Regions from separate parts of the Homo sapiens genome. Here all the other regions are linked to region 7. A link is a contact called in ENCODE Hi-C or POLR2A ChIA-PET data. All regions are on one chromosome and are shown on one strand. Each heading gives the region's core, a stretch centred on a gene start or an enhancer-like site at or near the end of the contact. The rest is flanking DNA. Distances are from core to core; before and after follow the strand shown.

Region 1 (3,122 bases), core at 23-2,522, 9.3 Mb after region 7:
GGCCGGGCACGGTGGCTCATGCCTGTAATCCCAGCACTTTGGGAGGCCGAGGGGGGCGGATCATGAGGTCAGGAGATCGAGACCAGCCTGGCCAACATGATGAAACCCCGTCTCTACTAAAAATACAAAAATTAGCTGGACGTGGTGGCGCGCGCCTGTAGTCCCAGCTACTGGGGAGGCTGAGGCAGGAGAATTGCTTGAACCTGGGAGGCGGAGGTCGCAGTGGGCCGAGATCGCGCTACTGCACTCCAGCCTGGGAGACAAAGCAAGACTCCACCTCAAAAAAAAAAAAAAAAAAAAAAAAGTGAAATCATGGCAGACTCCAGCTAAACTGTCCGGGTTTCCAGAGTGTTTCTGGGTGGGACAGAGGGTGCTACTTTTCATTATCAGTTGGATCCTGGAATGAAGGTGCACGGGACTCCAGGGTTCCACAGGACCACGCGAGCACCTCCCCTCCCGCCCGGTGTCATTTCATCTTCTTCCAAATTCTCAAAACCCTTCCTCAGGACACTCACTGCGTTTCCTCGCCCCCCTCACTCCTCCGTCCAGAGGCAGCCTTACTTCTCCAAAGAGGACGCTCTGAGTCTGCGTTCCCCTGGCAGCAAGTCCTGAGGCAAGATTTGGGGACAAGCAGCTCCTGTGGGAAGTGGCTCCAGGAAGCCCCAGGAGAGACGCGGGGAGTGAGCCCAGCGGGAAGGACAGGCAGCGAGGACCGCTCCAAAGGTGGTGCCTCAGCAGCAATTCTTTTCTGCTCGGCTGTCCTCGAGCAGCCCCGCCCGCCCCGGGCCCTCCGGCTCCCCAGACGGCACTTAGCATCCCGCTCTCTTCCTTCCCCTCTGTGCCAGGCCGGTCGCCCCTCCAGACCCTCGCGGTCTCTACTTGCCCGTCGACCACCACCCCTTCAAGGCCGCGGGCGCGGAAAAACGGATGCTACCGTTGGCCGCGTGCGTGCGCAGGCGCACCACCCCCTGCCACCCCCGCGCAGGCGCACCACAACCCCCCCACCGCAAGCGCAACCCCCCGCCCCAGCGCAGGCGCACCACACCCCGCCCCCTCCCGGGCAGGCGCACCACACCCGACCCCCTGCCGCGCAGGGGCACCCACACCCCGCCCCCGCACGCAGGCACAAACCCCCACAACACGCACACCCCCGCGCGCAGGCGCACCACACCCCTCGCGCAGGCGCATCACAGACACACTCGCGCTCAGCGTGGCGCCTGCGGGATTCCGTACCGGCGTCTCCATGGCGACCGCGTTGGCTGGGTGGCCTCCATTGTCGGGCTGCTGCTCTCAGCGGCGGGGCTCGCCAGCGCTTCAGTGGGCGGGGACGCGGCAGGTGAGACGGGGCGGGTACGGCCAGCTCGCTGAGCCCTCGAGGCGGGCGGCGGCAGGAAGGTGGTGCCTCGGCCCGTCGTGCCCTGTCGCCTAGCTCCAGCCGCGATGCTGACCGCAAAGGCTGCCCTTCTGAGGCCTGGAATGTGAGGCCCAGAGCGTCGGACCCAACTCAGCCTCGCCCGGATGGGGAAATCGAGGCAGGGAGCGGGGGTGGGCGTGCGTGGGGATCCCTTGAAGGCAGCCTCGGAAACCCCACGGAGCCTGCGCTGCCTGGGCCCTGTGTGAGTCCAGGCTGTTGTTTCACTTCTGGTTTTAAGATACTTTCCCTGTTCTGAGGTTTGAAGCCTCCCCTCCTCTGTTTTAAGTTCCGTGATTCGGAGAAAACAAGTGAACTGACCGTGAAAAAGCCCGCGGGCTTCCATGGAATGCAGGCTGCCTGGGGTTGAACCCTGCTGGGTCCCGGTGTCGCCTCTACCCCCCAATTAACTGCGCCCCTGGAACAGTTCCCTAACTGATCTGCGCCTCATATGCCAATCATTGGGCTGTTGAGTGACTTGAATTAGGTGAACTGATGCATTCCAACGTTGATTCTTATTGCCGAATAAATTGTTTGGAAATTGCAAGTGGAAGTGTGCCTCGCTGAATGAGATTTTGGTGAACAATACTTCTGAGTAAAAGTGTTGCTGGACAACGAAAATTCGAGATTAATTTAACAGGTTTTTCCCCGGTGCTTAACTGGGTGTAAGCCAGACTTAGTTCTGGTCACTGGGTCAAAATGGTAAACAAAAGACAGGCTTCCTGGCCTCAAGAAACTAAAAACATAGTTCAAATGGCACAGAACCACACCAGAGGTAAGAAACAGTGCAAATTTCCACCCGCCCCTAGTCATTTCATGGAAGCGTTGCAGTTGATTTACAGGCTTTGAAATGTTCCGATCTGTTTACATCCCTAAAATGATCATTACTATTGTGCGCCTTTGCGTTTTCCAGGAGTTAAATCTTGGAACTCCATTGTACAAAGTGAGAGCAGAGAATTTTAATCTGAACCTCTTTGTATTCCTTTTTTTTTTTTTTACATGTTTAAAAGTCAAATTTTTGCTACTGCTTAGGAAAAATGATAGCTTTTAAAGCAAGTTACATTACAGTAGATCTGCCACACAGCTATTCTGTTTTGCCTCGGTATAATTAGTTGCTTCTACGTTTCCCTTTCCCGTGTCTCCAGGTGACTCCAGACCAAGGAGGATGAGCTGCTGTCCCTGGAAGAGAACGGATGGAGGGAAGCAGCTCCTACGAAGTTCCCTCTGTGGCTGCTGCTGATCTGGAGGAGGGTGCTGGTCAGACTAGGAGCTTGCCTGCCACCCCCTCCAAAGATGTTCACAAGGGTGTTGGAGGCATCATCTTTTCCTCCTCACCGATTTTAGACTTGAGTGAAAGTGGTCTGTGCCGTTTGGAGGAGGTCTTTAGAATCCCCAGCCTTCAAGTAAGTGGGGCTGCTCCTCAGGCTGTGTGCCCACAGGTCCCCTATAGACAGAAATGGGAATGTACCCCTGGGCTTTATTTGTAGGCTTCTTTCTCTTTGGAATTGATGAATTCTAAAATTAAATAGAGGAAAGGTTAACTCATAGTTTCATACGCCAATCACAACAAAATGGGAAATTCATGATGGGGACCAACCAATGGAAATAGTACATCTATTTAGATGAAGGTGTCTGTTCTCTTCCTTGCAGTTCATCTCTCAAAACCTGTGGTAGAAACTACTGCCAAACACGCTTGGTCTCTTAATTAAAA
Region 2 (3,272 bases), core at 30-2,529, 5.2 Mb after region 7:
CGCTCTGTCGCTGGAATGCAGTGGCGCGATCTCGGCTCACTGTAAGCTCCGCCTCCTGGGTTCACGCCATTCTCCTGCCTCAGCCTCCCGAGTAGCTGGGACTACAGGCGCCCGCCACCACGCCCGGCTAATTTTTTGTATTTTTAGTAGAGACGGGGTTTTACGGTGTTAGCCAGGATGGTCTTGATCTCCTGACCTCTTGATCTGCCCGCCTCGGCCTCCCAAAGTGCTGGGATTACAAGTGTGAGCCACCGCGCCTGGCCTTAAGTTTATTTTTAAAGAGTGCCTTTCATGGATTCTCCCATTTAATTCTCACATAGTCCCGTGGGGCTCTATGTCCTTCTGCATTGAGGAAATAGGGCACAGGGCTGAAGGGCTTTGCGCAAGCTCCTGGGGGAGCAGACTGCTGCGCTGGGCCTGAAACTGCAGCCCGGCCCCAGGACCTTCCCTCAAAGGGAAGTGCCCACGAATATTGAGGAGGTGGGCTCTTTGCTTGCAGACCAGTTCATCATACCACAGGCTGCCTGAGAGTCTGCGGCCCTGTCCCGTGCTGCCTGCGGAAGCCCGCAGGGCCCGCGTGGGAGGAGAGCCTGGGCTTGGAAGCCCCGCCAGCGAGGGCATGCCCTGCACAGAGGAGGGAGTGTGGAAAAGCGAGAATGAAGCTGTTTTCCTTCCCAAATTAATATGGAACAAGGAGCAGCTTAATCACACTTTGGGTTCAGTGATGTCTCCAGTTGCCACAGTAATCAGAGGCGGCCTTTACAAATAGATTGCATTTGACCTTGTTGGTTTGATGGACGGGAGTGGAGTCCGGCCGCGGACGGCGTCCCTTCCAGGGCCGGCCGCCAGAGGGCGAGCGCGCCTTCCCGGGCGGGGCGGGGACGGGACGGGGACGGGGAGGGGACGGGACGGGGACGGGGAGGGGACGGGGACACGGACACGGGAGGCTTCCGCTCGCCCGCGGGTGGCGTCTCTGCTCCCACTAGAGCGGGCCAGGCCTCTGGGTTCCGTTTCTCAAGCACACAGGGAGGGTGGCCGCGGGCCAGGGGCGGCCGCGAGACTCCACGTCCACGTCCCGGGCAGTCCCTCCGGAGGTTGGGCCGCGCGGCCCGGGGAGCGGAGCGCTGCGCTTCTCTGCGAGCACCCCGGGGCCTTTAGGCGCCCCCGTTTCCTCGTCAGTGGGGGGCGCGGTGCCGCTTCTCCGCGGGCTAAACTGCTGAGGAAGGGGCGAGTTCCTGCGGCCCCTGCCTGTCCCGGCCACGCCCCACCTCCGCCCCGCCGCGTTGCGCGTTCCCGCGGGGCCCCGGGCACCCCTGGGGCCCCGGGGATCTCTGACGCCCCCTTCCCTCCAACCCCCGCTGCGATCCCACAGGTGGGGTGAACAGCGCCCCTGCTGTCCCACGGGGCGTCTTCGCGGGTGATGCCCACACTCTCAGCCTGAAGAGCAGGACCTGTCCGCGGGTGGGGCCCACCCCCAGGCTTCCGGTGCCCGCGCGGCCTCCAGGGCGCCTCCCCCGGGCGCATCCTCCGGGCCTGGCAGGGAGCGCAGCCTGGGAGTCAGGGGCGACTGGAGCCCACCTGCTCAGCGCCCACCGCGGCGGCCCTGCCCTTTCCCCCGGGAGCAGCAGGGACAGCCTTGGAGCAGCAGCTCCCGCAGGGGGAGGAATGGCGCAGTGGCCCGAGGCTCTGGAGCTGGCCCCCTGCTCGCCCGGGGCTACCTCGGGGAAGCGCAGAATTCGCACCTTTCTTCTCCAGCTCCACGCACCCCTCATGGAACCTTAGCGAGGCCCAGGGCAGGGGATGCTGCCAGGCCGCTGCCAGGCTCTGACGCGGTTGCGGATGCCTCGCCCGGTCTCTCCGGAGGTGGAGGAGTGGCACCCCTGGCTGTGCACTGCGGTGCACCGGTGTCTGCTCAGGGCATTCTCCACCTTGCCCTCCATCCCCTCAGGGTCAAGTGAGGAGGGAGACAAATATCCCACCTTCAGAAACAGCCCTGAGAAACGTTTATTTCCAGGGGACAGTGCGATTAGACCTCTCCCGGCGCGGTGTATTTCTGTGCTTAATATTATTATTTATACATCAATATTGACATCCAGCGTCCATTGATACGTGGCATGCGTAGGTGCTAAGAAGCGCCAGCTACATAGCATGCTTTATTTATGTGCGGTAAATATTTAAAGACTCCCATGTGTTTCGATTGGAAAGTGCGTATTACTGGACAATTTCGTTTCAAAGCTTTCTCTCTGATGTAAGGTTTATTAAGATGTATGAGGTGGCTGCGGTGGCCTGATTGAGAGCCCATGAAAGTCCTGAGAAATAAAATTCTGCTGCTGCGGCCCAGGGAGTCGGCCTTCCACAGTCCCGTTTAGGAGCCGGGGCTCTTCTCCGTTATTAAGACGTGGTAGTTTGCTCTGCATGAATTACCAGCTGTTTGGTATTGCCTGAGAGGGACGGGGTGGCTAGTTTGAAAAGTCAGTTTGCAGGTTTTCCACGATGGCAGAGGTGCCACCTGTGTCACCAGCCGGCGGGGCTGGGAGTTCATCTAGCCCGGGCTATGGACAAGGCCGTGTGCGTCCAGACGGGGCCGCCAGAGGGCGCGCGTCTGCGGCCGCGGGAGGCCCAGCGGGGCCTGAGAAGTGGGCGGAGCCAGCCCCGGCCGGAGGAGCTTCTTGCTTGCAGGTGTCAGCGGCAGCAATTTCAGGCAGGGTGGCCAGGCTGCTCCCCGAGGACAGCATCTTGGAGGAATTGCTTTCATTTCCTCCCAGCTAGTCCCTCTGCCCAGCACTTGCCGGCAGCTTCTTCCATGAGGGCGGAGTTCTGTCTGCAGCCCCAAGGGGCGTTCTTTGAGGCTGTAACTAGCATCCAGGGAGAGATGGCTCACATCAGTGGAGGGTGCGAGGTGGAATCAGGTCGCTCATGACAGAGGCTGCATTCAAGCCAGAGCCCCACTGCTTTGCTGTGGGTTGAATTGCATCTCCCCTCCCACCCCTCTAAAGATATGTCCGAGTCCTAAGCCAGCACCTCAGAACGGGACCTTGTTTTGAGCAGGTTGTTTGCAAATTTAATTAGTTACGATGAGGTCATACGGGAGTAGAGTGGGTCCCTGGGTCCTTAACCCAATGGCTGGTGCCCTGATAAAAAGACAGCCCTGCAAAGACACAGAGACACACAGGGAGAACGCTGTGTGACGGTGGAGGAAGAGACTGGAGTCGTGTGGCCACAAGACAGGGAGCTCCTGGTGCCACCAGGAGCTGGAAGAGGCAGGAAGCGTC
Region 3 (3,196 bases), core at 544-3,043, 7.1 Mb after region 7:
TCACATTACCCTGCCACTGCCACTCCATCAGTGAGACTGTCTGCTCTCCCTCTACACAGTCACGTCTCTCTAGTGTCACCACCCCACTGCCCTCTCTTGTGCAAACCTCTGCCACTTCTCCTCTGACACACTACTGTAGCCACAAGCCTTGCCTCCCTGCCTGCACCCTGATCACACCTTTCATTTTCCAGGGCAGTGAAGTAAGGTCTCAACACATCAGCATAATCATGTCACTTTTCTGTTTGTTTTTCTGCCATCTGGTAGCACAGTAGCAGTGAGCCACCCTTGGCTATGCAGAGGAGGGTGACACCCAGGGGATGGTGTGAGGGGAAGGAACTTAGGTCCCCGCATATCCCCTGATCTGGGTACCACCAGCCCTACGCCTATATTTAGTGACCCTGGGCTCCACCCCACTGGACTGCTCACGTCCATGCTGTTCTGTGCAGGAGAATCAAACTTCCATCTTGTTAGGGCCAGCGTGCTTTGAAGGCTCTTGGTTACAAAAGCACCCTAACCTGCTATATTACTGTACTATACTATTACTATACTACATTACTATACCATATTATTACTATATTACTGGGGTAACCTGCACCCTAGTAATATAACAATTGGTACCTGGAGGAGGGGTGCGGCTGTGATAGAAACCTAAGTGGTACTGGCTTCACGGCCAGGCAGTGAGTAGTGAGGAAAGAGATGGTGCAGGGTAGAAAGCTAGTCATTCCCGCTACGCAGTAAAGACATCTAAAAAAATGCTGCCTGTATTAACTGGGAAGACGGATCCTGCACTTACCAAGCCTGTGTAGCTCTAGAAGAAAAAAAAAAGCAAATATGCGGTATGTTGGCTGCTCACTGCTGCCCCTAGCGAGGAACTTTGAAATAAACGAGGTTAAGTAAGAACTGGCCAATTTGCAAGCAGAGGTGGAAGATAAAATACAGGAATGCCAAGCAGCTCTGTCTTCCAGCTCCAATCCTGCAGTACTTCTTTCAGTGCCCCTAAGACGCTAAGCTCCTTCCTCCAACACTGTTTTTTGTCACCTCCCATCCTGCCTACCCCCGGTCATCCTTCAAGTCTCACACATACCTGACTTACCCACGCACCCTGGGATCTTGTGCAAGTCTCCCCATTACCATCTCATCTTACCCTCTGCTCATCAGTTAATGGACTCAGCCCAAGAAGCACTAACACGCTCAATGCCGGGTAATTTTCTGCGCGTGTTCGCTCCCCACGTACTCGTCCCCCAACACCCAGCCCTGGGCCTGGCACGTGGCAGGCGCTCAGTGAACGAGACTCAGGAACAGTCAGGTGTAGACGGCAGGAGAAGACATGACACGGATACCAAGCACCCGAGGTCCTGCAATGAGTCTCGGCCCATGTTTTAGGGAGCCTGGGTCTGGAGCCCCAGTGAGCGTGTGGGTCAGGAAGGTGCCCGAGCTCCGCGCCCGACCGCGCAGGCGCGAAACCGGGAGAGCGGCGTCACAACCCCGCCCTAACAGGCCACGCCCATCACTGGCCACGCCCTCCCAGGGACGTACGCGAGCGTGCGAGTGTCTTGGGCCAGGCCTCCTCACAGGCAGGGCCGCGCCGGCAAAAACGAGGCGCGGTGGGAACCCGCCCAGGGGCCATCCGCCCTCCCGTCCCTAACGCCCAGGCCCCGGGGGCTCACCACGTCCCCCGGAACCTGCAGATCCTCCGCCCTCCGCTGTCGCCAGCGGCCGAGCGCTAAGCTGTCCATGCAGCCCCAGGGTCAAACCCTCCCGGCATCTCAGGCCTGGCCGAGGCCCGCGCACCACGCCCCCTTCCGCACAAGGCCCTGGGGAGCCAATAAGGAGAGGGAGGGGCGGGACGCCGCGGGAAGCGCGAGAGCACCAAGGCGAGGACCGCAGGCAGGAGTAGCAGAGACCAGAGTCTTCTGAGACTATTGGGATGCTGTGGGCGTTGTCCGTCTGCCCCAAGTCATTACTTCGCAGAGAGGTCCCTGCATATCTCTGCTTGTCGCTTCTCCCTTCACAGGAGCAGCCGTGGGGCTCTAAAGAAAGCATTCTTTCAGGATCCCGCCAAACTTTTGACAACACCCCGTGGATCGGCTGGAGGAGCGCCCGCCTCCTCTGTCTTATGATTGGTTGTTAGGCCTCGTGGGGAGCCGTCTCCCTGTGGCTGGTTGGCTAATAGATGGCGCAGCGGGTCAATTAGCTTGAGCGAGACAGCGGGTGTTTCTGGGAGTTGTGGTCCGCAGGGCTGCCTCGCTTCCGGGTGGGAGCTGCTGTTGCCGCGGTGGGAAGACGCAGAGCTTTCAGGCCAGCCCCGCGCGGCTCACGGCTTTTGTGGCTGGTGGCTGGTGGCTGCTGGTTGGGAGGCCCCGGAAGGACTTCTACTCCTCCGTAGGCTGGAGGGCACTAGGAGGTCGCAGGTGCTGAGCTGCCGGGGCCTTTGGGCTGTGCTGAAGGGGAAAAGCGCAGCCACTGTCGGGAGTGTGTGCTGTGGAGGCAGTTGCCGCGGTGATGTTCGCTCCGCCTGGCCCCTGCCGGGGATTCAGCCAACCAACCCTCAACAGCCGGCGGCGGCTCAGTCTCTGGCCCGGCGCGGTGCTGAGCACCACTGAGCCCTCATCTTAGGGCACCGAGGCCCGGACTCCTGCAGCCGCATGTCCAGGCCCCTCCTGCCTTAGCACGGAGCTCCCTTGACTGCTCCAAACAGCCCAGACTGGCGCCTTTTTTGGATAAATTAAAACGGGGCCAATCCGTTGCCAGCGATTGGCTAACGATGGGTACACGACCTAGTACGGGCCAGGGAGAAGTAAGCGAGGTCTGTTGAGGCAGAGTTTCGGGAAAGATCTTCTAGTTAAAAGGGGAGTTGGGTGGGTGGGGGCTGTTTTCTTCCTGTTGTCCTTGCCCAGTGTAAGTTTCCTGGAGCTGCAGCAGCCTTTTTGTCACCATGAGGGCAGCTGGTGGGAACCCTAGGAAAGCAGGAAATCACCTAGAGCCGGAACAGCCTGAGCCTCTGAACCAACCCACAGCTGACTACCCGTCACTTTGTCGTGTCTCTGTGATTTGAGTCCATCATTCTGCTGCAGTTGAAGGTATCCTTTGACAAAGCCCTGTTCTTAACCATTATGGTGAAACGCATGAATCCCTCTTCGGGCTATTTGCTGCATGATCCTCAGCAAATTAAATAGTTAATCTCCCTCAGTTTCCT
Region 4 (3,390 bases), core at 64-2,563, 9.0 Mb after region 7:
GTAGTGTTCATATGTATATATATATATTATTCAATATATTACGGTAACTAAGTCCTGCCTAGTAAAATCTTTTTTTTTGTAATAAAATTAGCAACTCACTAAATTTATGTGAATATATGGTTTTAAAAACTCTCAATGAAGATTAAAAGTTCACTGTCAGAGGTTTCAGCAGTCCTTTCCCAAGCTTATTTACATGCTAATTTTGCTTAGTAAACTCTGGCTTCAAAGAACACAAAGGTCAGCTGCCACCAGGTCCCTCCTCCGAGGCTTTGGCCCTAGGGACCCTGGGAAGGCGGCTTCAGTGCCCGCTTCCCTGAGCAAAGGCTCGTCTGGACTCTGACGCGGACCCACCGGGTGGGGTGGGTCTCCACGCCACCCGGCTGTGCGTGGGGCAAGTCCTGCACCCCGGGCCTGCGTTTCCCGCTGCGTGAACGGATGGTCTTGCGAATCTAGCCAAGGGCACACAGCGAGCCTCTACTCGGGCATTAGGCAGGCTGTAACGACTGAGTGCTGCACGGGCAGCGTCCTTTTGCTTGTGTTTTCTTAACCCGTAAGTCATTTAAAGCTTTGTTTTGGAACGACCCTCTAGTGAAATTGGAACATGCCCATTTAATGCCATATTTTAAAAACGCTGTAACCCCCTCCCATCTCCGCGTTCACCCTTGAGGAAATCCTAACAGTCACCATGGATATAAACATTAATAACAAAATTAAAGCTCATAACAGGCCACTTGCCACGCCTTGGTGTTTGGTCATTAAAACCAATACTGGTCTGAACTACAGACCGCGGAGGGCAACGTGGACTTTGAGGCTGTTCGGTCCAACTGCGAGACGCAGATTCACCTCCAGGTGGAATTCTAGCTCGCGCGGAGCTGGAGAATCGGGGCTTTCCCGTGCGGTCCGACCCGGGTCCAAGCCAACCCCCGCCCGAGTGGCGAGGCCGCGAACCCCGGGCAGTACGCGGGGTCCCCACGCCCCGGGCTCCGCATGCCCGCAGGAGGGGTGGGTACGGAAGGGGAGGATGGCGCAGCCTCGCCCGGCCCGCGATGCCCCCTAGGCCTCCCCGGCAACCTCCCCTTGGCGCCCTCTTGGCCTTCCCCAGGCTTCCCCCCCGCGCCCCCTCGGCTCCCGCGCCGCCTCCTCCGCCTCACCCTGCAGGCTCTCCTCCTGCATCCCGGGCGCTCCGTTCTGCGACATGGCGCCAGAGGGCAACTGCGGCGATCGGAGTCCGCGCCGGGCTGCGGGATGTGCTTCAGCTGCGGGCGGTGGGAAAGCGGAGGTCGGAGCGCCGCGGCCCAGCTGCGCTCCCGGACTGAGCGGAGCCCCGCAGCCCGGCCGGAGGAACTCACAGGGCAGGGCGGGGCCGGGCGGATCTGCGGCCGCGTCGCCCATTGGCCGCGACTTGGGGCCTGCGCGTGCGCAGGGGCGTGGGGTGCGTGTGGCACGTGCGGCGCGTGCGCGGGGCGGGTCCTGCGGTGGGCGAGGGGCAGAGGCCTGCGGTGCGCGGGACGCGGGCGGGGAGAGGGGCGGGGCGAGGGGCGCGCAGGCGCGAGGGCGGCAGCGACCGCCTGAGGTGAGCCGGCCCGGGCTGGACGCCGCGGGCCGCGTGACGAGTGGGCTGCGCGGTCGCCGCCGCGGCGGGCGGTGGGCCGGGTTCTCCTTTGAAGGGGCGGTGGGACCGGCGGACTCTCTGGGCACTGGCTACCACGGAGACGCCGCTACGCTTCGGGGCGGGGCCCGTCTTTCCATCCTGCTAGTGGGGAAACTGAGGCGCGGGGCTGGCGGCGTCCGTGCGGGGGGCGTGAGGACGTGCAGGGAAGCGGCCGCTGCGGCTCCGAGACGGCCCGTGGGGTCGGGACCTGCGCCCGGGGCGGGAGCTGCGAGCGGTGGGCCGGAGCTGAGCGTCTCGGGACGGGACCGCGTCCCCGGGTCTTTGCCCGCCCCGCCGGGGCGCCCCTGCGTGAACAGCGGGGCCCGTTGTGTCCGGGGCGTCCGCCCGCAGGAAGAAGCGGAGGCTCGAGCAGAGTCGAAAGAGTCTGCCCGAGGGAGGCGCGGACCCCAGGGGCCCGGGAGAGGCGCGCCGTCCGCCTCTGCGGCAAGGGGCCTCCGGGGTGCAAACGCGGTGTGGGGCGGGCGTCCCCGGGGTGGGACGCCCCGTCCACGGGGCGGAGTGGCGCTTGGTCGGGCCGGGTGGGTGCCCGGCTTCCGTGGGAGCCAGCCTGGCGTGGGGGCCTCGCAGCCTCGGGACTGGGAGGCACTTTTCAGAGGAAAGTCGCTTTCTCATTTCCCGCTTTTGATCAAAAGTCTTTCTTCTTGAAAGCATTGTTGATCCAAATCCAAGTGTCAAGGTGCGCCCCAGAAACGCTGCTTCCCAGACAGTCGTGTCTGGTCTTGCGGGAAAGGAGGAGGCGTCCCGCCAAGGAACCAGGCGCTCAGAAGCTGAACCGGGGTCACAGAGCCGCGAAGCCAGACCTCAGTCGCTGCGTGCATTTCATCCCTGCTCTTGCCTGTTGAATCGTCTCTAGTCTTTGGAGTGCCATGATTTTAGTTTTCTCAGGAGTAACAAACATCCAGAGGCCAGTGTGGGGCGCATGTCTTTCATCTCAGCACTTTGGGAGGCCGAGGCAGGAGGATCGCTGGAGCCCAGGAGTTGGAGACCAGTCTGGGCAATATGGCGAAACGCTTTCTCTCCCCTAAAAAAATACAAAAAACTTAGCTGGGTATGGTGGCACCTGCTGTGGGAGGATTCCTTGAGCCCAGGAGGTAGGGGCTACAGTGAGCCATGATCAGGCCACTACCCTCCAGCCTGGGCAACAGTGTGAGACCCTGTCTCAAAAAAAAAAAAAAAAAAACCGCCAGAGATACATAGCATAGCATTAATAATTTCGATAGTAGAACTGTAGTGCTGGCCAGGCAGTGGTTCTTGTGTGTAATCCCAGCATTTGGGGAGCCCAAGGCAGGAGGGTCACTTGAGCCTGATAGTTCAAGACCAACCTGGCAACACAGAAAGACTCCATCTCTATTAAAACAAAAATGTTACCAAGTACGGTGCACATAAGGATTACAATGAAAAAGAGAATGTGTATGCCAGAATGAAAAACGGAACCTATTCGAGGGAGTCAACTAAAAGTATTACGAAGAAAATCAAATGGAGAATTGTTCAGAATAGTGTAGCCTAGTGGCTTGTACTTTTTCCCATATGAGTTTCTACTTCGTGGAAAGGGTTTATGCACATCAAGAGGTATTTGCCACCATACATAGACTTGCTTGCTCAGCTAATAATCGAAAGCAATGCAGTCGTCCAGTGCAGCCTTAGCCAGTGAGTCAGTAGCTTTTTGTTGGGCTGTGATGGAGGCAGCAGTTTCATCAGCAATATTTCCTGATAGGCCA
Region 5 (3,082 bases), core at 550-3,049, 5.1 Mb after region 7:
ACGTGATTAGTAACAAGACAGTCTTTGCCTTTGGGGAGCTCAGCCTAGTGGGAGACAAACCCACAACTCACCCCTGAAGCTGTGGGGTTGGAAATACAAGTTTTCATGCAAGGCTTCCTCAGAGGTGACATTTCACCTGATGCCTGAATGATGGAAATCACACAAGCTTGAGGAAGGGGAGAACTTTCCCATTGTAAACTTCCAAGTGTGTAAGAAGTACCAAGGTGAACAAAGGCTTGGAATGCCTTAGGCGGGAGGAACAAGGTAGGGGATGGGGTTGGGAGGACAGGGTGAGGCCGGGATGGGGTTGGGAGGACAGGGTGAGGCCTGAATCCCGTGTGGTCTGGGAAATGACCACACGGGAAATGACCCCCCTTCTCAGGCCTCTAGTGGGACACATGTCAGAGGCTGATGGGGCACTGTCAGCAACTATACCTGTTATACAGGGACAGGGTTATTACCACCACCAAACAGGACAGCAATATAAGAGGAAACGTTCTCGAATTCCAGGCAGGAAGACTTTCTGTCCCATTTTCCTATTGCCACAAGGAGCCAAGAGACAAGTGTATGGCTTCCTTCCTTCATTCTCTGTGTCCCCAGTGGCCAGGGATGCCCACTGTGGAGGCACCCGGGGGCGCACAGTGTCTTCAGACGCCTGCCTGCAGCCAGTGACATATGAAGATCATCTACATCTTTCTTTACCGCAACATTAGCAAATCGATTTTTTTAATTGGCTTGATTTTTAAAACCACTTAAACATACAAACTAGCATCAAATTTATACTTACAAAACAAAAAAACACAACTATGTCAACTTAGTAACGAATGGGAGAAGCACCAAGGAAAAGTGACGGCAGGACCCAATCCTAGAGCGCGTTTCTGGACTTTATTCTGTGACTAAGGTATTTTCCTCTTTCTCAGCTAAAACGTCCGCGCGCGCCCGCGGGGCTCACCTTCCAAACAAGCAGGTGCTGAGGCTCAGGGGAAAGTGGGGACCGTCGACCCCGCTCCTTTTGATAGTAACCAGGCGTCTCGTGGGCCACATTTTCTAAACAGTAAGTTGAGTATAATCCGTAGGGGAAGGCCAGGTATAATCCGTAGGGGAAGGCCAGAAGCAAATTTACAACTCTTCCACTGCAAAAGAGGTGCGAGTTACTCTGATAGCAAAGGAGCTAAGAAGGGCCCCGTGCCCAATTCACCTATCCCCGGCCACAGAAGCGCACACCGCAGCTAGCTAGCGGGGACCCCAGGACGATCCGACCGCAGCCCCCGGCGCCCCAAAGTCCGGCAGCTGGGGTGTTGTCGCCAGCGCCTGCGCCTCCTGGGAGCTTCCACCGAGACGCCCTCGCCAGAGCCCAGGAGGAGTCGGGCCCAGGCCGCGCGTCTGTCCCCTGCCCGTCCCCGCAGAGCTCGGGGGGTCCCCGCGGCTCAGCCCTCGACCCCGGACAGCTCCCAGGAGTCCCGGCCGCAGCTCACCTGGGACGATCCGGCCCGCAAGGCCACTTGTCGAACCACCGCTCGTCAAGTCGCACCCAAAGTCCGCCGCAGGAGGAGCCGGCGCCGCGCTCACCTCCGCCCGGTAAGCTGCGCCCGCCACGCTCCGCACACACCGGGCCGCAGCCCGCGGGGTCGCGTTCGCTGCACCCCGGCCTGCAGTCCCCGCTGCTCCCGCCGCCGCCTCTGACGGGGACCCGGTGGCCCTACAGGCTACGTCCCCGGGCGCCCGGCTCTAGCGGCTCCCACCGAGTCGAGTCCTCCCGCCCGCCCGCCCGCCCGCAGCGTCAGCCCTCCACTTCCTTCTTCCAGCCCGGCGCGCCCGCCCAATTCAAACGAAAACGAAGATTCAAATTCTGGCGCTAAGCGCTGCGATTGAACGGGAAAGCGCGGCATGGGACCAATAGGAAGGGAGCGCAGGGCGTGGGCGGGGAGGGGGCGGGGAAACCGGGCTCGCGGGGCGGGGCTGGCGTGTCCGCGGGCGAGCCACTCACGCATCCGGAGGAAAATACCTGGGTGCATCCCCGGCGAGGGCGGCTGGCGGAGGGCAGAGGTGGAACACGCTCCCACCGAGATAACCCGTCCTGCTATCCTTTTCTTAAAGGACCAAACATCTGGGACACTATAACATTACTCATTGCCAGAAGATTTAAAACTGCTAAAAATTAAAAACAGGCGGGACGCGGTGGCTCACGCCGGTAATCCCCGCACTTTGGGAAGCTGAAGCAGGAAGATCCCTTGAGCCCGGGAGTTCAGAACCAGCCTGGGCCACCTGGAGAGAACCCATCTCTACAAAAAATTCGCCAGGCGTGGTGGCGCCCCTGTAGTTCTAGCTACTGGGACAGCTGAGGTGGGAGGATCGCTTGAGCCGGGGCGGTCGAGGCTGCAGTGAGCTGAGATCGCGCCACTGCACTCCAGCCTGGGCGACAGAGCAAAGCCCTGTCTCAAAAAAAAAAAAAAAAAAAAAAAAAAAATCGAAACCTTCCTCTTCAGTGCATACATCTTACCAAACACAAAAACAACCAATTATATAAAGTAGTTTGGTGTGTCTTTTCCTGCTATACGTGTATTCTCTTTTTCAAAAGCACAGAAAAAAAGGTCATAACATACACAACACGATTCTATACTTTGTGCTCTCTGCTTTTAAATATCCTGAGGCTATCTCCACTGAACACATTCTCGCTTTTACTCTCTGATGGCTGCAGAGCACTGGGCTTCGGGAAACCATAATTTACTTAATCATTACTATTGCCACATACTTAGGTTTACAATGTTTTGTTATTAGAAAACATTCTTCAATTGAAATGGCTTGTGCATGCCAAGATGGGTGAATCCTAAAATAATTCTACACAGGATTCTATCGGGGTCTGCTTCAGTTGCGCTGGTGGCCATGTGGGCTCAGTAGGCCACCTGGGGTGAAGTGAATGGAGCCTAAACACGCTTTTGGTGACAACGGCCTCTCTGCCCCATCTCACCTCCTCCAGCTCCCCAGCAACCCTTGGAGCTTGGCTCCCTTGATCAGGGAGGCCTCGATGCAGGGGACCCCTGAGGACTTCCTATTCCTTTCAGAGAGTCCATAAGGTCAAAAC
Region 6 (3,431 bases), core at 930-3,429, 7.1 Mb after region 7:
GGTTTCCAAATTGTTGGGATTACAGGTGTGAGTCAGAGCACCCAGCCAAGTTCTATACAATTTTATCATGTTTAGTTTGTGTTCTCACCACCACAGGCAAGATACAAAATGGTTCCTCATCACTCTCCTGTTGCATTTTAAATAACACAATTTACCGTGTTCAATACCATGTATTTCTCCAGGTGAGGTATACATGTGACAGGCTCCAAAAGGCTTTTAAACACCACAGTAGTGCTGCCCAAGAAAATTCAAGGGCCACGAATGAAAGTTGCCTATGAAATTAGACATTTCTCAGGAGCCAAAGGTAAAAGAGACCAATTTAAATAATATATTTCAGAAAACCGAATATATCCAAATATCCTCATTTCAACATGTAATCAATATAAAAAGTATGAATGATATGCTACTTTTCTCGTACGAAGTCTTTGCAATCCAGTGAGCCCAGTCCTCTGGCAGCTGTTAGCATGGACTGAGTACCTCCTATGTGTCTGACTCTGATCCAGGCACTGAGACACAGATCAGCTCCTGCCCTTTAAGAACACAGGCCAATGGAGGACAAGCACAGTTCTACAACATGAGACAGGCCACGGTAGAAGCAAGCAAAGGAGGCCTGGGAACACCTGGCTAGTAGGGAAGGCTCTGTGGGGGCTTGGCCTCAAAGCCCAGGGACAGCAGGGGGACCAGTCAGAAGGAGCCCCAAGTGTCTGGGTGGGAGCGATGGTGTTCCCTGAGATGGGAACCAAGAGGAGAGGCACTTTGGAGGGAAGGCCCAGTGTGGTTTGGGGATATCCAATAAAAGATGGCCCCTCCTCAAAGTTAGTGGATGCTAGGCTCTGGGATGCAGGGGAGGGTTCTGGGCTTGCTATTGAGGTTTCCCTGGAGGTTGATGTCACTGGGGGCATGGAGATTACTCAGGCCAGAAGGTGTGTGGGAAGCATGGGGTGTGGGGTACAGAGTACACCACATGGAGAGCCAACATCAGGGGGATTCCCAAGGGAGAAAGACAAGCCAGGGATCATCCAAGGAGGCAAGACGGGAGGAGTGCAGGGATCTGTGGACCCACCCAGCCCCTTCTGTTCTGAGGTTACAATGGGTGATGGCTCTGTGGGGCTGCAATGAGTGGCGGCACGCGCGGAGGGCCAGGGGAGGAGGGACATGCTGTGGGCTCCGGGTTCAGGTCCCAGGACTGAATTGGAAGCACCCTGTCTGTGTTGAAGTTCAAGATCTACCACTTCTGTTCCCAGACCTCCCAGTTCTTCCTCACCTTTATGCAATTTCATTTTTGATAATTTCAGCTTCCTAAATGTACACATCTGACTTCACTTTCACTCACATGTCTCACCCCCACCCCTCCACCGGCCCCTTCTATTACAGACCCAGGAGACACAGGAAGTGCAAGGAAGGTCTGGAGCCCCAAAAGCCAGGAGCCTCAGGAGTCAGGTGTCCTGACAGCCAGGAACCCTGACACCCAGGAGCCCTGGCACCCAGGAACCCCAACAGCCAGAAGCCTCTACCACCAGGAGCCCTGACAGCAAGGAACCCCGACACCCAGGAGCCCCTACTACAGCCAGGAAGCCAGGAACCCTAACACCAGGAGCCCTGACACCCAGTCACCCCGACAGCCAGGAAGCCAACAGCAAGAAGCCTCTACCACCAGGAGCCCTGACAGCAAGGAACCCCGACACCCAGGAGCCCCTGCTATAGCCAGGAACCCTAACACCCAGGAGCCCCTACAGTCAGGAACCCCGACACCCAGGGGTCCCGACAGCCAGGAACCCCGACACCCAGGGGTCCCGACAGCCAGGGGCCATTACGGCCAGGAGCCCCGACAGCCAGGGACCTCGACGGCCAGAATCCACTACATCCAGAAGCCCTTATAACCGGGAACCTCCATAGCCAGGAGCCCCTACAGCCAGGAGCCCCTTCAGCCAGGGAGCCCCGAAAGCCAGGAGCCCCGACAGCCAGGAACCATAACAGCCATGAACCCCGGGAGCCAGGAGGCCCGCAGCGGAGTGCCCAGACTTGGCAGGGTCAGAGCCCCCCAGCGGGATCCAGAGCCCGCCGCCGAGGCCCCTTTTGGGATTTCTCAGGCTCGGCAGCCTCAGCGCAGGCAGGGGCGGGGCTTTCCCTCGCGCAGCCGCTCAGCTCCCCGTGGCCCCGCCCACATCCGGCCGCCGGCACTGGATTGCTTCTGTCTGGCGGCGGCAGCATGGCGGCGGGGGCGGCTGAGGCAGCTGTAGCGGCCGTGGAGGAGGTCGGCTCAGCCGGGCAGTTTGAGGAGCTGCTGCGCCTCAAAGCCAAGTAAGCGGGGCGGCGAGCGGTAGGAGTGAGGAGCCGGAGCGGGAGCGGCCGCGAGACCGGGCCGGTGTGGGGCGGCGGGTGGCCCAGCCTGGCTTCTTGGTGCCCGGCTCCCTTCGGCCTCGGGGGACCGGGCCCGGCGCCACCCGTAGACTCCCCCGAGCCTCCGCGTGAGTGGCCCGAGCCGCAGGTTCCCCGCCCCGGAACAGCGAGCAGGGCGCGAGGCTCGCCTGGAAGCCCCGGCCCCAGCCCTGGCTCCGACCCCGACGGCTGTCCAAGCCCGGGGGACGCGACCTTCCCGGCCTCTGGCCTGGGCGGCCCCGCCGCGGGACGGAGGCGGTGGTGACTCAGCCGTGCCGCAGTGGCGGGGCGGGGGACGGGGCGGCGCCGAGACCCCGGCCCTCCGCGCCACGGAGCGGGACCCACGGCTGCGGGCTCCACCTTTCCTGTGCCCGCCGGGAGGGAGCGGCAGGCTCGGCGTCGGCCCATTGCTCTTCAGCCTCCCTTCAGGAACGCCCCTGTCGCAGGAAGAGCGGCGAGGGAAGGCCCCGTTGCATTAGCTAGGCCTGGCTGCCTTTTGAAGTCAGCCTTTAAAGTTTGTTGGACAGCAGGTAGCCTCAGTCTTCAGACTTAACCTGTTGCCGGAGACAGAGATTTCCTGTTCCATGAACTGGTGTAGTGAGAGTCTGTTCAGATTTGGCGCCGGTGTCCAGGTCTTCAATCCCTGGGAAGACTACAAAAGGAGATCCAGAGGAATGCATAGAAAGCGTTTTCTGGGTGGACTAGAAGCTCTGAACTGCAAGCATGCTTACGAGTAAATGCTTACTAGCGTGCGTGCCTGCAGGGAAAGGTCTGCACGTGGACTCTCCGTGATAATACCACCTCACATTGTAGACTACTCCAAGGACTGAGTTGTTCTCTTAGTTGTATTATTAGCGGTTGTTATGGGAACTCTTATGTCGGATTGCCTGGGATCCAGTCCCACCGCAGCCACTCAGTAGCCATGTAACCCCTGGGCACGTTTCATGCCCAAGCCTCAGTTTCCCGACGGTGACATAGATTAGCACCTGTTAGTACCTCAGGGTTGTTGTGAGGGTTAAATGAGATGACGTATGTAAAATACAAATAATACA
Region 7 (3,536 bases), core at 648-3,147:
TGTCAAAAACTCTTGAAGGCAAAAAAAGAAATTATGAGGCTCTGAGAAATCAGAAATCAAAACATAAAAATAAAACATAAGTAAAACCATGTTGAAAGAAATCCAGAAGAGAAATTATACAATCTAACCTTTTCACCCCAAATCTGTTCCTCCTTTTTCTTGCCACTCCAACATTGATGAAATGTAGAGTAATTGAAATTTACTTCGGAGATACAGCAAGGGACTCCAAAAGGCCATGGAGAGAGAATTTCAACTAAAATTGAAAAGCCATACAGAGGTCTGCATAAAAAACAAACAGCACACCACAAATCAAAACCTTTAAGATAAAAACTTAATTAGCATCTACAGGTTGAATGAGCTAGTAACTTATGCCAATCTTATCATTACATTAGCTGAAAAGAAAACGAACTGACAGATTAATCAAAGAACAAAGCAGTAGCTTCACTTCAGCAAAAGCTCCATAGGATCACCAAAGAATAACTGGTGTGACTACCGTTTTCTCACTGGTGGATTAGTTTTTGGCAAGATTTTTAATGTCTAAATTTAAGTTAAACTTCAGTTTAAAGAAATTAAGATTAACTTCATTTAGTCACAGCACACTTCCAAAACGGTCAAGCTTAGTACTGCTGAACAGCTGTAGTTGCATAAAAACAACGCATAGTCCTAAGTAGGGAAATGGGAAAGGGCTTTAAATACAAAAACAAAAAAAACATGCACACCCGATAAGGGCACATCTGAATCCCATCCTTCTTATCCTATCATAACACAAAACAGCTACGGTTTTCTGGGAAACATCCTGGACCGCTAGGGGAAAATAACACCAGACATTTCAATTCACTGTAACGAACTCTCATCAATAATAATAACCTTTAGCTGTTGTGACAACACGACATAAATCAAAATTAAATTGAATTTTTAAAATTGTTAGTTCCTACGTTTAAAAAAAAGTTGTTTTAAATACATTCTGTTCTTTCAAAACTGAATTTCCTCAGATCACACAATTTAAGACGCCTTTATGTCTTCTTCCGCTTGTCACACGTCTTTCGGGTTCTGACCAGCACATCAAGGGGACTCTAAGCAGGCCACGTGGTTAGTGTTTGCTAGAACTTGTTTAGCTTCAGATCCAGTCATCGAGCATGCTAGGCTTGGCTACTCGCGCTCCACACAGTTTATCCAAAGATCTAAACCCCGAATGAACCTGAATAGTTATTTGCTACAATGTCTTTCTCAAATCTCACATGTTCCTAAAATAAGGGTGCCCATGCAGTAGAGACGGATCCGGGCAGGATCATTAGATAAAATACGAAGGCTTTAAACGTCCTTCTCCCAACAATCAGCCTGGGACCGGCGTCGGGGCAGCAGCCTCACCAAGATTCGGAGCGACATCCTCGCCAGGATTCGAAACACCTAGGAGACCCGCGCCCGGCTGACTCCCAGCCCCTGGGACCCCGTGAAGACGCAAACCTCGGGACGCCTCCCGCAGAACCACCTGTCAGAGCCAAGCAACAGTCCCCGCCCCGGAGCCTCCGAGCTCCTGCTCGAAGGCAATGACAGCAGGAGACCCCGCTCCCTCGGGGTTCTCGCGGCCATAGGCGCCGCAGTCCACTGCCCTCCGGCTAAAGAGGTCCCGGGCCATCACCTGCCCGCCTACCGACCACGCCCGACCCTCCACTGAACTGAGTCTCCGTCCGGATCAGCCGGCCCGCCACGAACCCAGCTCCAGTCTCCGGCCGCTCCTTCTTATCCGCCCTGTCCTGCCGCGTCGCCGCCGTCCGAGCCGGCAGCCTGCTACTTACCTCCTGACAACTGCATGGAGTAAACCACACCGCCTTGTTAAATGCCGTCGCCGCCGCCGCCGTCTTCGTCACCGTCACAGTCGCCGCCGCCATCTTTGTTGTGTCTCCGACTCCCTTCCCGCCCCCCTGCCTTGCTCAAGTCTCGCGTGAGCAGGATGGAGGGCGAAAGCGAGGAGGGGCCTGTTTGTCTCTCTTGGGGTTCCGTAGGCAGCAGGGGGCAGGGATTAAGGGGGGGTGTGTGCGGGGCGGGTACTGAGTGGGCGGGGCCTTGCTCGGGTAACTCCCAGGGGCTGGCTAGAGACCCAGAGGCGCAGAGCGGAGAGGCCTGCGGCGAGGATGGAGGGCCTGGCAGTGCGGTTGCTGCGCGGCAGCAGGCTGGTGAGTGCGTTCGAGGCTGGCGTCCTGGGGGCCCAGGGCGACCTTGGCCCCTGGAATCGCAGCTGGCAGAGCCTTCTAACGGGCCTCGGGGCGCCGGCCTGAGCCCCGCTCCACGTCCTGGGTCCCCAGACTCTTTACCCGCGGGCAGTCTATGACCCCGACCCCCTTCAGGCCTCTGGTGGAGGCAGCTGGTGGCAAGGGGGTCGGGGCTGTCTAGAAGCTGCTTTGGCGGAGCAAGTACCTTGAGTGGAGTCGGAGGGTCGCGTCCGCAAGATGTCCTTTGCAGGCCGTTGCGTCCTGAGAGCCACCGAGTCTGGATCTCTGGATCTCTGGATGCATTTTGCACAGATGTCACCTCCCTGATGCCCTAACGCACCTTTCCCGAGTGATTACATTTCACACCCCCTCCCCCAAAAAAGATAGTTAAAATATAGGCCCAGTCTCATTCTGAGCAGGTGTCTCCCTGTCCTTCCTTCCGCGGCCCCGCTCAAAGGTAGTAAGGGACTTCGGAGTTGTTCGGGCTTCCCGGCCAGGGACAGAGTTCCCTCTGCCCCTTATCTCATGTCTGGAGCCTGGGTATCTTCCGTGGATAGACTCACCGCCGCCCAGGGGAGCCGGAGCCGGTGCCGGTCCCTCTTCCATGAACTTAAGCTGAAACCAGCCTCTTGTTGTGCTTAATTCTTATCTGTGCACCCACACAAACTGTTAACAGCCCCTGTGTTAACATCCTATGCTCTTCACCCCTTGGACCTATTATATAGCATGCTTTTCAGAACATACACATTTGGATACACTTGTATTTGTCAGTACACTTCACTGGGAATTTTCCCACTGCTTACGTGTGCTTTTAATGTTTCCTTTGCATTTGCTTTAATGAGTTAGGCTTTCCAACTGCTGCTTCAGTCTTATGCCCAGAGGCAGAACTCTGACCCTTTTTCTTATTAGAGATAATTAATGTTATTTGACTGTTTTACAGGCCTGAAGTGCAATAAAAAACAGTAAGTGATTATTGTTTAATACTGTTTATAATTGTTGGTTAATAACTTAGCAAAGAAAATTTCTTTGGTTTTACAATTTGACTCTGTTTTAGAGCCAAAATTTATTGACCGCATACTCTGTGGTAGGCACGTTCTCGTTCTACCTGAGTCATCTCAATTCTCACAACCATCTTAACAAGTAGTTTAATCTTGCAGATGCTGAAAAAGAATAATAGCTTGCCCACAGATAGAAAGGGATAGAGCTGGTGGTATTCGAACTCTGGTCTGATTCTAAACTTAACCTTCATATACTACTGTCTCCCCGTCCTTAGAGATATCAAAAACCTATTTTGTTTGAACTTTTGGTTTATTGTGGCTTATAGTC

What was found. Hi-C counts contacts between places; a loop is a spot of excess contacts on that map. ChIA-PET counts read pairs that join two places held with the same protein, here RNA polymerase II (POLR2A). Pooled maps may share reads with other maps.
Region 1: a loop to region 7 is called in a pooled map, with 5 times the contacts of the local background. The contact joins the promoter of LRRC27 here to the promoter of IKZF5 in region 7. A Hi-C loop is called at or near these places in 3 of 50 pooled maps.
Region 2: a loop to region 7 is called in a pooled map, with 4 times the contacts of the local background. The contact joins the enhancer-like site here to the promoter of IKZF5 in region 7. A Hi-C loop is called at or near these places in 3 of 50 pooled maps.
Region 3: a map of CD8-positive, alpha-beta T cell shows a loop between it and region 7 (22-fold over the local background). The contact joins the promoter of C10orf143 here to the promoter of IKZF5 in region 7. A Hi-C loop is called at or near these places in 4 of 168 maps with a recorded cell type or tissue (CD4-positive, alpha-beta T cell, CD8-positive, alpha-beta T cell and naive thymus-derived CD4-positive, alpha-beta T cell) and 8 of 50 pooled maps. POLR2A ChIA-PET finds 5 or more read pairs at or near these places in 1 of 52 experiments (CD4-positive, alpha-beta T cell).
Region 4: a pooled map shows a loop between it and region 7 (13-fold over the local background). The contact joins the promoter of BNIP3 here to the promoter of IKZF5 in region 7. A Hi-C loop is called at or near these places in 3 of 50 pooled maps.
Region 5: a pooled map shows a loop between it and region 7 (28-fold over the local background). The contact joins the promoter of MKI67 here to the promoter of IKZF5 in region 7. A Hi-C loop is called at or near these places in 4 of 50 pooled maps.
Region 6: a pooled map shows a loop between it and region 7 (7-fold over the local background). The contact joins the promoter of GLRX3 here to the promoter of IKZF5 in region 7. A Hi-C loop is called at or near these places in 6 of 50 pooled maps.

What each region holds. Positions count from the first base shown.
Region 1 is chr10:132,330,921-132,334,042 of GRCh38, forward strand. LRRC27 (leucine rich repeat containing 27) reads left to right here and starts at 1,273. Exons shown (of 11, transcript NM_030626.3): 1 at 1,273-1,336; 2 at 2,557-2,814. The coding sequence starts at 2,605. It also overlaps a transcript of STK32C not described here. RefSeq lists an enhancer at 556-1,090 and a silencer at 975-1,094.
Region 2 is chr10:128,209,497-128,212,768 of GRCh38, forward strand. No RefSeq gene overlaps it. Among named protein-coding and RNA genes, the nearest start is that of LINC01163, 75 kb to the right of the region's middle. RefSeq lists an enhancer at 1-553 and silencers at 753-942, 1,033-1,192, 2,522-2,671. Within about 2 kb of position 1,280, at least 16 of the 41 ENCODE cell types and tissues checked have a DNase peak (open chromatin) inside an H3K27ac peak, as active enhancers do.
Region 3 is chr10:130,109,037-130,112,232 of GRCh38, forward strand. It overlaps C10orf143 (chromosome 10 open reading frame 143), which reads right to left and starts at 1,794. Exons shown (of 4, transcript NM_001355042.2): 1 at 1,668-1,794. The coding sequence starts at 1,736. It overlaps LOC102724883 (a long non-coding RNA gene), which reads left to right and starts at 2,257. Exons shown (of 3, transcript NR_188169.1): 1 at 2,257-3,080. RefSeq lists enhancers at 1-258, 849-958, 1,119-1,298, 2,159-2,488, 2,969-3,098 and a silencer at 1,489-1,868.
Region 4 is chr10:131,980,610-131,983,999 of GRCh38, forward strand. BNIP3 (BCL2 interacting protein 3) reads right to left here and starts at 1,314. Exons shown (of 6, transcript NM_004052.4): 1 at 1,152-1,314. The coding sequence starts at 1,197. RefSeq lists an enhancer at 493-1,417 and silencers at 825-1,054, 1,285-1,584, 1,635-1,824, 1,865-1,984.
Region 5 is chr10:128,124,624-128,127,705 of GRCh38, forward strand. It overlaps MKI67 (marker of proliferation Ki-67), which reads right to left and starts at 1,800. Exons shown (of 15, transcript NM_002417.5): 1 at 1,476-1,800; 2 at 953-1,133. The coding sequence starts at 1,044. RefSeq lists a silencer at 1,580-1,949 and an enhancer at 2,060-2,289.
Region 6 is chr10:130,134,212-130,137,642 of GRCh38, forward strand. GLRX3 (glutaredoxin 3) reads left to right here and starts at 2,180. Exons shown (of 11, transcript NM_006541.5): 1 at 2,180-2,301. The coding sequence starts at 2,210. LOC105378561 (a long non-coding RNA gene) reads right to left here and starts at 2,160. Exons shown (of 6, transcript XR_001747659.2): 1 at 1-2,160. RefSeq lists a silencer at 2,162-2,761 and enhancers at 2,962-3,011, 3,290-3,431.
Region 7 is chr10:123,006,898-123,010,433 of GRCh38, forward strand. It overlaps IKZF5 (IKAROS family zinc finger 5), which reads right to left and starts at 1,898. Exons shown (of 5, transcript NM_001372123.1): 1 at 1,797-1,898; 2 at 129-279. ACADSB (acyl-CoA dehydrogenase short/branched chain) reads left to right here and starts at 2,109. Exons shown (of 11, transcript NM_001609.4): 1 at 2,109-2,174. The coding sequence starts at 2,133. RefSeq lists enhancers at 1,175-1,404, 1,685-2,014.